Linked DNA regions of Homo sapiens: regions 1 and 2 are each linked to region 3. Evidence: chromatin loops called from intact Hi-C (ENCODE). Cell type or tissue: ovary. All regions are shown on one strand. Region 1 overlaps CSPG4 (chondroitin sulfate proteoglycan 4). Region 2 has its middle 40 kb from the start of MIR4313. Region 3 has its middle 8.7 kb from the start of CIMAP1C.

Region 1 (4,000 bases), 48 kb before region 3:
TGGGGGCATCTGAGTGGTGGCTGCAAAGTTGGGCCCTTACCTCTGCCTGAGTGAAGTTCACCAGGGCCTCCCCTGTGCTGTCCTGCTGGGCGTGGAACAGCCGGCCTAGCTGGGGGCCCCGCACCACACGGTAGAGCAGGAGCTGGGGGTCAGTGCCTGCGCTGGAGCTGGCCCTGAGGGTCTGACTGCTGAGTGGCTGGACGGACCCTGCCAGAGGCAAAAGGGGATATCAGATTTTGACTGGGAGCCAGGTCCAGGCCTGTGTTTGCAAAGAGGCAGCGTGACCCTGGCATGCCACCCTCAGCTCCGCCCCAGCTCCTGGCACCCAGGAATGCCCATGATCAGCACACCCACCTGGGCAGACAGTCAGTGTCTGGCTGCCCTTCAGCGAGAGGAGCACTTGCTTCTGGGCCGTCACTCGGAAGAAGTGTCCGGGGGAAGTGTGCTCGCCGTCAGAGAGGCGGAAGCGGAAGCCTCCATCCAGGGTTCCTGGGGACAGGGGCATTGGGTCCAGCTGGCCCGAGCCGGCTCCCCATCTCAGGGCACCCCCGTGGGCAGCAGGAACCCGAGGCCCGGCCCTCAGCACCCACCTCTGTGTGAGAACAGCACGAGCCCGCCGTCCAGCTGGGCCTGCGTGAAGCTGCGCACCTCAGTGCCCGGCGCCCCCCGCAGCACTACCCGCCCGTTGCTGGGCTGCTCGATGGTGTAGACCAGATCCTCAGACCCAGAGTCGCCGTCCGTGCTCCTCAGAGCCTCCGCAGGGATGGGCGCAGTGGCCCCCTCCCACATCTGGGAACACAGGCCTGTGAAGGTTCTGCCTTGCCGCACTCACCCACCCCTTCCTCCCCGGCCCTGGGCTGCCACCAGGGCTCCAGTCCTGCTGCGGCTCAGCCCCTCGGGTGGCATCGAGGCTGGCGCCACTCTGGCTCCCCTGCACAAAGGGCCTCCCGCATTCACCTTCCCTGTCACCCCAGGGAAGGCCCCAGGGAAGGTCACCCTCCAGGCCCAGCCTCCCTGCTCTCCATCTGCCCTAGTCCTGTGTGTCCCTCAAGGCCAGCTTATGTCCCCTACCCAGGAAGGCCCCAGCTCTTACCCTCACCAAGTTCTCACTCCCAGAAACCCCCAGCGCTGACCAACAGTGCTCCCTAATCTGTCTCACTGGTGGGACAGGGGTCTCCTTTCAGAGCCTCCGTGTGTGCCTGGCCGGGGCCGGGCACAGGTGGGAATGGTGATTTTAGAAATGGGCCCTCCTTCCAGCTGAGGGAGGGGTGCGTGGCGCAGAGAGTGGGGGGCTGATGGTTGGCACTGTTCTGCAGCACAGAATCAGCGTGGGATGGGCCCAGGTGCTTCCAGAGCAGTTAGGGGCCCTCCTTATGTTGGGCAAAGGGGACCCCTTTTTCAGGCCTCCCACTTGCAAGCAGAGCAGGTGCCTGTTCCTGAGGTCCTGGTACCAGTCTTGCTGGGTCAATTACTTGCGGGCAGAGCTGCAGTGGGACTCACATGCCCGGAAAACAGAGCCTTCTGGCATTCCTGGGCTTCCTCCCCCGGCCCCAGGGAGCCCTCAGGCCCAGCCCTGGCAGGAGGGGCCATAATGTTGCGGGGCAGGACCCCAGCACTAGGCTTCTGGAGCAAACACAGGTAGATGGCACCACCTGGTGGCTGTGCTGCCACACAGCCGTCCTGGCCTGTGGTTCCAGAGCACTGTGTCCCACTCTTTGGCGGCTTCCGCACCACCAGGCCACCCGCTACGGGCACATCCTAGACCACCAAGGCCCCGCCCCCACCCCCGCCCCAGGCACCCCATGCCAGAGACAGCCCAAGTCAGCCCTTTATGGAAACTTCAGTGGCTCCTGCTGACCGGGGAGGATGCACCCCAGAAGCTGGGGTTCAAAGCCCTGCCATGTGGGCTTTGTAAAGCCATGCCCTTTCTGTTCCACCAGAACTACTTTTGCAACCATGGAGAAGTTCCATCCCACGTCTGGGCCTCAACTTCCACCTGCAGAGTGGGGCCCTTACCTCTGCCTGAGCGAAGTTCACCAGGGCCTTCCCTGCACTGTCCTGCTGGGCGTGGAACAGCCTTGTGCAGGAGTTTGGGGAGCCAAGCCATGGCCTTCACTTGCTGGGTGAAGGTGGGAAACTTAACAGCTTCCGCCCTGATGCCTGCCCTTAAGGGCTTGTAAGTGATTCTGTCAGATGTTCTGGTCCTTAGCCACAGAAGAAGGAACAGCAGAGCCACCCGTGGCCGCTCAGAAGTCTGCCTACCATACTTGCAAACATCCAATAAAAAAACTTCCCACCTGTGTTCTATTTCAGCACAATCTCACTTCTCTCCTTCCAACAACCCCGTGAGGCATGTGGCAGCGTCCCCATTTTGCAGAGGAGGAAACTGAGGATCAGAGCTGGGGGAGCTCTGAGCCGCGAAGTAGGGGACGCTGGCCTCTTTCTCGAAGCAGACATGGGGGTGTTCCCAGGGATGCTCTCACCTGCAGGCCTGTGTTTGTAGTGAGGATGGGGGGTTGGTCATTGACAGGCAGGACAGTGACAGTGAAGGCCACAGGATGGCTCTGGCGATCCATCTCGGAGGCATTAGCCATCAGGACAAAACTGTCTGTCAGTGTCTCGCTCCCGTCATGCACGTAGCGGATCAGCTGCTCTTCCACCTAGGGGCAGGCCCAGGGCTGGCAGTCAGGCCCCAGCAGCACCCTTCATGCCCTGCCTTTGGGTGCAGGAGGAGACTGACTCTTTTAGGGCTTCATTTTCCATTGGTAGAAAATGGGGACCATAAGTTCTGGCTCCGAGGAGTTGTGAGGAAGAAAAGATATATGGTATTTAAAGCATAGGTGCTTCTGAAATGTGACTCCCCGTCTCCTCTCTGTGTATAACCCCCAGACTGGGAGTCCCCAGGGCTCCCTCCACTCTGCCCCCAGAGCTGGGCTGCAGCCCCTGGGCCTCTCTCACAGCCATACCATTCTCCAGGAGAAGGCGCTGAGGGTCCTGGCTTGAGGTCCGTCCTCCTTCTGCAGGGCTCCATGCTGGGGTGGCTCCAGCACCTGCAGGCTGAGGCCCAGGAGAGTGGGGAAGTAGGGCCCGGAGACACGGAGCAGTGGAGGGGCCAGGGTGAGGCTGCCACCCTCAGGGACGCTGAAGTTTTGCGCCTCTAGTGGGATGGCAGCGGGCAGCACCTCCAGCTCCACAAGGACGCCCTCGAGGGGAGCACCCAGGCCTGAGGCCACATCCAGCGAGAAGGCATCGCTCCAGGCCTCAGGGCGGGAGTGCAGGTACAGGACCCTGCCTGTGTCCACTGCCTCCTGGGAGAAGCTCTGCACAGGGTCCAGGCTGGGTGGCTCATCTGCCAAGGCGCCACGCGACACCATCACCAGGTAGCCGGCACTCGGTGGGCTCTTCACTGAGAATACGATGTCTGCAGGTGGCACTGCCTCCTGGGCTGCCTGGTTAACAGAGGTCACAAGGACTCACAGGGGGCCACAGAGGGGGTCTCAGAGGGGTCCACTGTGGCCCTAAGAAGCCGGAACAGGCTTGATCTTGCCCCACTTATTCCTCTAGATACCACTGCTCATTTAGACACACAAACACACACGTGGGTTCACACACACAGCAGCCAGACATGCAGCTGGTCACATTTTTTGTTTTTTGAGACAGGGTCTCACTCTGTCACCCAGGCTGGAGTGCAGTGGTACAATCACAGTTCCTTGAAGCCTCAACTTCCCAGGCTCAAGGGATCCTCCTACCTCAGCCTCCCAAGTAGCTGGGACCACAGGCATGTGCCACCAGGCCCGGCTAATTTTTAAATTTTTTGTGTAGAGATGGGGTTTCACTGGGTTGCCCCGGCTGCTGGTCACATGTTAATGCCCACCCCACACACGGTTGCAGGGGGTCGGTCACACAGCTTGAGATGCACTCCCTCAGGGAGGTGCATAATCACATGTCCCCAGACTCAGTGACACAGACACACGAGTTCATCATATGCTGACGCAGTCAC
Region 2 (4,000 bases), 69 kb after region 3:
ATAATAGTGTCTATTTCACAGAGCAGTTTTGAGGAAAATAATATATGTAAAGCACTGTGAACAGCAGTTAGTGCTATGTAAGTGTTTGCTCTAGTTATTTTAACATTTCAGATGATAAATATCTACCCTGTTATTCAGATGACAAGCGTCCCTAAGCTGATAACATGATGAAGAGCTTTTGGGTTTCTTAATTTCCATCAGTTTTGTGAGGGAAAAAATACCACATGAAGAAGAGCAACTGAAGCAGGCGTGAGGAGGAAACTTGGCTTAAGATTGGGGGGCTTGGGGTTATTAGGCTTTCATCTTCTAAAATGTCCTAAGCTCCATTGATAAGAAGACACTTAGTATCAATCCAGCTAAAAAGGAACAATAGACCCCACAAGACACTGAGTTAGAGACAAAAATAGCAGGGTAATAAATGAAATATGGAAAACTACACAACCAGAAAAATAAACAGCTACCAGTACCCAAAACGTGGTTAAATCTCACAGGATTATATTGAATGAAAGAAGCCAGCCACAAACGTGCACATACTGAATGGTCCCATTTATATGAAGCTAAAGAACAGGCGAAACTAATCCATGGTTGCAGAGGTCAGGATCCTGGTTAACTTTGAGGGGACAGCAACTGAGAAGGGGCAAGAGGGAGCCCTCTGTGCTGATGGGAACATTCTGTATCTTGAACTGAGTGGCGGTCACATAAGTGTGCACATATGTAAATAGTAAGGAGTTGTAGCTTAAGGTATAGGCACCTCGCTGAATGTAAGATACTGTCTTAGTCCATGTGTGCTGCTGTAACAAAATATTTGAGACTGGGTAATGTGTAAAGAACAAAAATGTATTTCTCACAGTTCTGGTGGGTGGGAAGTCCAAGATCAAAGCGCCAGCAGGTTTGTAGTCTAGTGAGGGCTGCTCTCTGCTTCCAAGATGGCACCTTAAATGCTGAGACCTCCAGAGGTGAGGAATGCTGTGTCCCAGCATGGTGGAAAGAACAGAAAAGCAAAAGAAGAAAACCGAGCTGGGTAGCTCCCTCAAGCCCTTTCATAAGGTCACTAATCCCATTCACGAGGGGGCTCCTCCTTACAGCTTAGTCATCTCCTAAAGACTCCACCTCTTAATACTATCACATTGGGGTTTAAGTTCCAACATGAATTTTGGAGGAGACACAATCATTCCAACCATAGCAAATATACTTTACTAAGAAAGAAAAAAACATAGTCTCTAAATATGATATTTTAAGAGTTTATATATTTAAAGCTCAATTTTCTGCTTGCTTACATACATATTTGTGACCATGAGTGTCATTCTTGGCTGAGAAACATTTCAGTAAATTTTAAAAAGTCTCACATTATCTATTAATATCTTATTCAGATAAGATCAAATTTCTAACCTACATTTTAGGTTGAGACAGAAACCCAGTCATTTGTTGCAATGTGAGAATGACAGAGAGATAGTAACTAGCAGAATCCAACTATAAAACTAAATTTAAGGGCACAATTCTCTACTAATCACTCCCCCAGACAAATCATTACTTGGATAGCAATGAATCAACTAAAAATGGAAGTGAGAAAAGTTCGAGTCCTTTTTGCGATGGATGGATGCTTATGAGACTATTAAGTGAAGGGGGTTCGGAAATAAGGGGATAAATGGCATACTAATTTGAGGTTGAATGGAGTAATGAGATGACCTTGGAAATATAAGAATCCTGCTTAATGGGGCTTGTCTACTTGCAATTCGATAAACTAATATACGTAAATTCAAGGAGATAAAGGACATGAGCACTCAGCACAAAATTACAGGAATAGATTTAGCAAAGAGGAACCAAAGTTGAGATAAGGGCCACTGTTCCAGGTCTGACATCTTTAATTCTTGAGTCATGGGGATGGTAAACCAGAGAACAGAGTCTTCCGACTGGAAGCTAAAACCAGCCTTTGGGGTGGGTTCAGAGAGCCTGTTCAGACTCAAGATGCGAAAACAGATGTTGCATGGTCGAAAACATCCCGAGTGCAAGGGCATTTTCAAAGACAGCGGTGCTCAGGGAAAAAGAATACTGTGTGTTTAAAAAGAAAAAAAATTAAAAGAAAGAATGGAAACAAGGAGGAAAAAGTGACCGGAGTGTAGGGTGACCATACGTTCTGGTTTGCAAGGTACAGCTAATGTTATGTCTGCTGTCCTGGTACAATTATTATAGTGCCCCCTTTCACTCTCCGAAGTGTCTTGATTTGGATGATAAAGCATATGATCACCCTATTAAAGAGAGGAAATTAGCCAGAAGACCTTTGTGTCGATTTTAAACGGTGTGGACTGATCCGCAGTCGCGCTCTTGCCGCTGCCCAGCTGAGCAGCGTGCACCACCTCTGCGTCGCCCTACCCCGCCCTGCCTGGGTCTCCAGGAAGGTTGGAGCGGAACCCGCGCTGCTCTGGTGCCACCTGCAGGTTATATGGGGGAACTGCTTCTCTCCACCCCACTACCCACCACCCCACATCCCCACCGCCACCTTGGACAGCCTTGGACTTGGCCAAAAGACATTAAGAGCACGCGAAGCCCTGGCTGGGGAGTGGGCTGGACCCTGCAGTGAAGCCCGCGTTACAGAATCAGACGGTCCCGGCTTAAGCCAACAAAGCCAAGCTCCTCTACTTCCTACCCACTCCTGGTCTTTCTCATTTTGTAGACAGGAAACTGAAGCCTAATTCAGATTTTTCATTGGTAGGATTGTGAAGCATACAGCGGGAGCCTCCCAGGTGCCATTCCCCACATCTCTGTCTTTCCGCTAACACTTTAGGGTAGTGGGGAGCTTAAGCTTACTAAGTTCCTACTGTGTACTGGCCAGAGTGGGCACTTTTATCTCCAGCCTCGCAATTGATGGGAAATAGGTGATTATACAACTAGGAGACAGGATCAGAGTGGGCTAGCGATGTGCTCACAGTCTCTCAGCTGAAACTGGAACCCAGGGGTCTTTGATTCTAAAGCTAGTGCTCTTTTTGGGTCTCCAGCTTGAGTAATAGTTGTAAAATACAAAGAGCACCATGAAAATCTAATATCAATCCATATAAGACTGTATTGCAAACAGAAACATAGAGTGTCTTCGTGGGAGTGATGGGGAGGGGGGAGATTACCTCAATTCTATGTAACCTGGAAACTCTCCGAGGAAAATGAATGAAGCATGACCAAGTGCAATTTGTCTGATAAAATCTGTCAGAACGTGGGGCCTTGTGTGTCCTGGGTAGTGAAGATGAGAAATCATGGTGCTGGACATTTGCTAAGGTGTTCCTTATGAAATCACTCAGGGCCTCAGTGCCTCCACTCTCTCCATGACCCCAGGCAGTTTCCCCATCTGTCTTCATCCTACTGCCTGGCACACTATCCATCAAACTGTTTTTAGAGTTATGTCTCGATAAAATAAAAATCATGGTGGGAGTCATTTACACCCTAGTGAGAGTCATCTAAGATTCCCTTATCTTTTCAGACCTTTTAGCTGAAGTTGGTTATGAGAGAGGATGGGGAGGGGGAAAAGGGTTGGGGCAAGCACTTGGAGCTTGCACTGTTTCTTGCCGGTGCCCTGGCACAGTGTGAATATGTCCATCTAAATGGAGAGCTCTATGCATGTTCCTCTCTACTCCCTTTGTCACTAATACCAGTTCCCAAGGCAGAGCCCCAGGAGGGCTGGACTGAAGGACCTGGAGGTAATAGCAAACGCTTGGCTTTGGGTTTCAGGTCAAGCTCTGCCAGTGACTTGCTGTGTAAGAGGAGACAAGTCAGTTCACCTCTCTACACTTCAGTGACCTCATCTGTAAAAGACTGGTCTGGACTAGATTAATGATTTTCTTATTTATTTTATTATTATTATTATTTTTGAGATGGAGACTTGCTCTGTCGCCCAGGCTGGAGTGGAGTGCAGTGGTACAATCTCGGCTCACGGCAACCTCTGCCTCCCAGGTTCAAGAGATTCTCCTGTCTCACCCTCCCAAGTAGCTGGAACTACAGGTGCCTGCCACCACAC
Region 3 (4,000 bases):
ACAAACATTTGCTAAGCTCCTGCCCTGTGCCAGGCTCTGGCTGGGTCCGGGGGTACGAAGACTTGGTCTTCACCTGGAGCCCTGGCCTCCAGGAGGTCTGAGGCTGTGTCCGTGAGAGGGTGGGAATTCACCCTCTCCCACCACGAGCAGATGTTGGAGGGTGGATGAGGCTCGGTGCCTGGCAGGAGACCCACCTGAGGTTCCTCTCTTCTCTCTAGGGGGCAAGACAGGCCTGGCTCCATGTTGGGTTACCTCAGCCAGGGCTTGGTGGTGACATCACAGTCCCACGAGCCTCTTGGACACTGGCTGGGGTGGGGGCTGGTCTGTTGTTCCACTGTTGCTGGAGGGAACCCCAAGGCCAATCACCACTCAGGTTCCCAGGACCTGGGGGGATGGTGGCCCTGGGCCAGGAGCAGAAGAGGGGCCCTGCCTGCAGGGACACATGGACACACCATCTGGAGGCACACAGGTAGGGGCTGTGCACACACACGTCCCTTACCGCACACACGTGGGGCAAGACACACACACAAATGCACAGACCCACACCTTACTCTACACACACACACCTGGTACCACCACTGCCTTCAAACACCCTGCCCCATCCCTCTCTCCCAGGCATCTCATCTCATGCACAGATACGTGCCCACCCAGGCTCACTGGCGCCCCTCACTGCCCTGGAGTAGTAAATCCACAAACCATGAGATGTCCCGACATGCAGAGAGAGGTGGGATGGGTGATGGGAGGGAGGTCAGGAGAGTCCCTGCATTCCCCCAGGAGAGGGGACCGCTGGCTGCTCTCAGCCCGCCAGCCTGGGACCTGGCCTCTGGGCGCTGTGCACGTGGTCGTGAGAGGGCACCCCCATGAAGACAAGCCAGGTCCCCACTCCTGCTCCCAGCACTCACAGACACCCACTCTCGGGGCTGCTCAGGTACGGGAGGACTAAACAGGAGCTCCTGCCACCCGGCTCCTTTCGGGGTGTGGTGGGGGGCTGGTGGGAGGACACATCCCCCTGAGTCCGTGGCCCTGCTCACTGGTGGAGAGTTGCCCGCCCTCCCGTTCCTTCTGCTCCCTCTTCCTCTCCACGCCCACATCCTCCCAGCTGGCCTTTCTCTCCCCCAGATCCTCTCCCATGACCAGGTTTCCTCTCTCTCTCTCTCTCTCTCTCTCGCTCCCTGTGTCCCTGTGACCTACTTATGCTCTAGAATAATGATCGACATTTTCAATTACCCCCAAAGTAACAGCCGTTCTTGGGGCCTGGCGGAGGACGGCTGCATGGGCGTGGGCACGGGCGCTGGTTTGAGTGTGGGGCCTGCGGGTGGTGGGGGTGGGGACGCCCATGGTCCCACTGTCCTTTGTTTGCTTTTTCTCATCCGGAGCCTTCAATTTTTCCTGGAAGATTGGAAGCACGTTTCCCTTCAGGGGAGGAAGGGAGATAAAACAGAGAAATAAAAACTGTCATCATTCTCTTGTAAACAGCGTAGAGCCAAGTGGGGGCTCGGCAGGAGAGAGCGACATGAGGGAGAGGCCAGGACAGAGAAAGGGGGCCGAGAGGGATGGGGTGGGGAGGTGAGCAGGAGCCCCCCCTCAAGGCCGGGTGGGTGGGTGTCCTGCAGGAAAGACTGATGGGAGGGGAATGAGGCGAGGTGAGGCTGATCCAGGGCTGGGGCCAGGTTGGGGGGTTGCGGTTTGAGGAGACACAGTGTCTGCTGAGTGCCAGGCAGGCCCTGGGAGGCAGGCGCTATTCTCCGAATCCCACCCTGCGCCAGGCTCTGGGGGTGCTGAGGTGAGTGACAGACATGTCTTTGCACTCTTGGGGCATAAACTCTATTGGAAACAAAGCGGTGGCTTCATGTGTTCAGCACTTATATCAATTGAGGCTCAGAGAGGGTGGGTGACCTGCCCGATGACACACAGCTGGAGGTGAGGAGACCAGGATCCCAGCCAGGTCCGTGTGACCGCAGTCTCCTTTCACACCACCTCCGCTGTGGGCACACTTGGCTCTTGCGTGACCTTGAGCAAGTCCTCACCTCTTGGCCATCAGTTTCCCCATCTGAAAAGCAGCCAGCATGCTGGCTCTCTGCAGGGCTGAGGGGAGCATCAGATGTCTGGATGTGAAGGACGCTCAGCTCTGGCTCTCTGGCGAGTTGGCGGGGGGACGGAGGAGCAAAGACCACCGGATGCTGGGAGAGGGACTGGCCGGCAGGGAAAGGAGGCCGGACCGCAGATTTACTCCCTGCTGCTGCCCAGTGGCAATAATTGGGTACTGCAGAGGGTGGGTCTGGAGGACCTTCTTCAGCTTGCAACAAGGCCAGAGCAGAAAGGTGCCTCTAGGGAGTGTTGTCTAGTCCTCCCGGCCCCATTTTGCTGATGCCCAGAGAAAGGAGGGACTCCTCCTCAGGTCATCCAGGGCAGAAGCTTGGGCTAGGCTTTCAGGGTAGGGTGCTTCCCTCCATCCCTGTGGCAATCAAGAAGCCCCCAGTCAGCTTCAGAGCAAGAGAAACAGAGTTCTACATCCTCTGCTTGATGCCACCACCTCCAGGGAGACTTCCAGGGTCTCCTCCAGTAGGAAGTGGCCTCACTCCTGCCCTGCAGTCCCACACTCAAACTCTCCTTGCTCCTCCTGCCCCACCCAACCATGACTGTCCTCCTGCCCGCAGCAAATCAGGCAGCGGGGCCCCTTGAGACACGAGAGATGGTGGAGAACCATTGTTACCACTCAGGGAGCATGTGCCAGGGGCCCACTCTGTCCTGCGGCTCTACCTGCATCCTCTCACTTGAACCTCGTAAGAACCTTGGTAAGTTGGGGTTATTTTGATCCCCATTTTTCAGGTGAGGGAACGGGCACAGAGAGTTTATGACCTTTACACACAGAGTGGTGGGGCATGGACTCAAACCCAGGTCTGTCTGTTCTCTGGAGAGGCACCTGCATTTGGAGGTGAAAACTACCCCTGTGGCCATATGACAGTCCACTGTGACCGGACACTGAAATGACCAGTCCAGGGGGCTTGTGGGCTGGGGTCTCAGCTTCACCACTGTGCTGCTGGGTGACTTTGGGCAAGGCCCATTCCTCTCTGGACCCTGGTTTCTCATCTGTGTACTGTGTATGTGCATGCATGCATGTGTGTGTATATATGCGTGCGTGCGTGCGTGTGTGTGTTCTGGGCTACCTCAGAGATCCATTCTGGCTTTGAGTGTGGTATATCCCATCTTGGGCTGGTCCCAAGGCTTGGGCCCTGGGATGGAAAGGTTTTAAAGGTCATGGGGAGGGGGTGCAGATGGCAGTGTGGGAGGCAGAGCTCTGGCTAAGAGCTGGGCCCCTTGGGTGCACCTCCTGCTTGCGTGTCACTGTGTAGGGCTGGGGATCAAGGGGAGGCATGGACTGTGAGGGCACGAGGGATCCGGCTCTGGGACAGGTATGGGGTTGGCCCTAGGGCCTGGATGTGTCTCCCTCCACTGCCTGCCACAGAGGGAGTTTGTCTTACAGGAAACAGCCTCATCCATCAGCGGCAATGGGGGGCTGACAGTGGCCACTCCCCACCAGCCCTGGCTGGAGGCAGACTCATAAATCCCATGCCAGGCTGGGCTGTAAATTCCTGTGATTCACATCTGGCCTCTTGGAGGACAGAGACATTTGGGGCTGTGGGGCTGGCTGTTCTCTCTTGGACAGGACAGGTGGGTACCCGGGAGAAGCCTCTTCACTGGCCCAGCAGTCTCAGATGGCCCCCCTGAGGAGATGCGATGCTGAGCCCCTGGATGCCTCAGGCCCAGCCCGAGCCATCTCTGCCCACGCCCAGGCCACCTCTGCCTGGGCCATTCCTGTGCTCTGGCCCGAATCACCCTGGAGGTCACGTGTGTGGACACACTCTGTGGCCTCAGAGATCTCATGGGGCCTGTGGCCCTGTGGGTGGAGGATTACTCAGGTGCTGGGGCAAGAGACTGAAGGCACAAACTGTTTCAATATAATAAAGAAAATAATTAGAATAAGAATAGTCATAATACA

What was found. Peaks named below come from ENCODE experiments on the same cell type or tissue, not always from the same donor. Only the 100,000 strongest peaks of a DNase experiment are listed, where the experiment ranks them.
Region 1: it touches region 3 in a loop (2.2-fold over the local background); 53 of 110 quality-filtered maps call a loop at or near these places.
Region 2: it touches region 3 in a loop (2.6-fold over the local background); 89 of 110 quality-filtered maps call a loop at or near these places.

The regions. Positions count from the first base shown.
Region 1 is chr15:75,682,253-75,686,252 of GRCh38, forward strand. CSPG4 (chondroitin sulfate proteoglycan 4) reads right to left here. Exons shown (of 10, transcript NM_001897.5): 4 at 2,967-3,449; 5 at 2,484-2,660; 6 at 591-789; 7 at 355-489; 8 at 41-207. Among named protein-coding and RNA genes, the nearest start is that of CSPG4, 29 kb to the right of the region's middle. RefSeq lists enhancers at 205-1,049, 3,929-4,000. In ovary, a CTCF peak has its summit at 1,615 (motif pointing left); a DNase peak (open chromatin) is centred at 1,666.
Region 2 is chr15:75,799,840-75,803,839 of GRCh38, forward strand. No RefSeq gene overlaps it. Among named protein-coding and RNA genes, the nearest start is that of MIR4313, 40 kb to the left of the region's middle. In ovary, a CTCF peak has its summit at 2,424 (motif pointing left); a DNase peak (open chromatin) is centred at 2,402; H3K4me3 peaks cover 310 bases.
Region 3 is chr15:75,730,740-75,734,739 of GRCh38, forward strand. It overlaps the pseudogene DNM1P35. Among named protein-coding and RNA genes, the nearest start is that of CIMAP1C, 8.7 kb to the left of the region's middle. RefSeq lists an enhancer at 592-1,523. In ovary, a CTCF peak has its summit at 2,256; DNase peaks (open chromatin) are centred at 1,062 and 2,252; H3K4me3 peaks cover 200 bases; H3K27ac peaks cover 945 bases.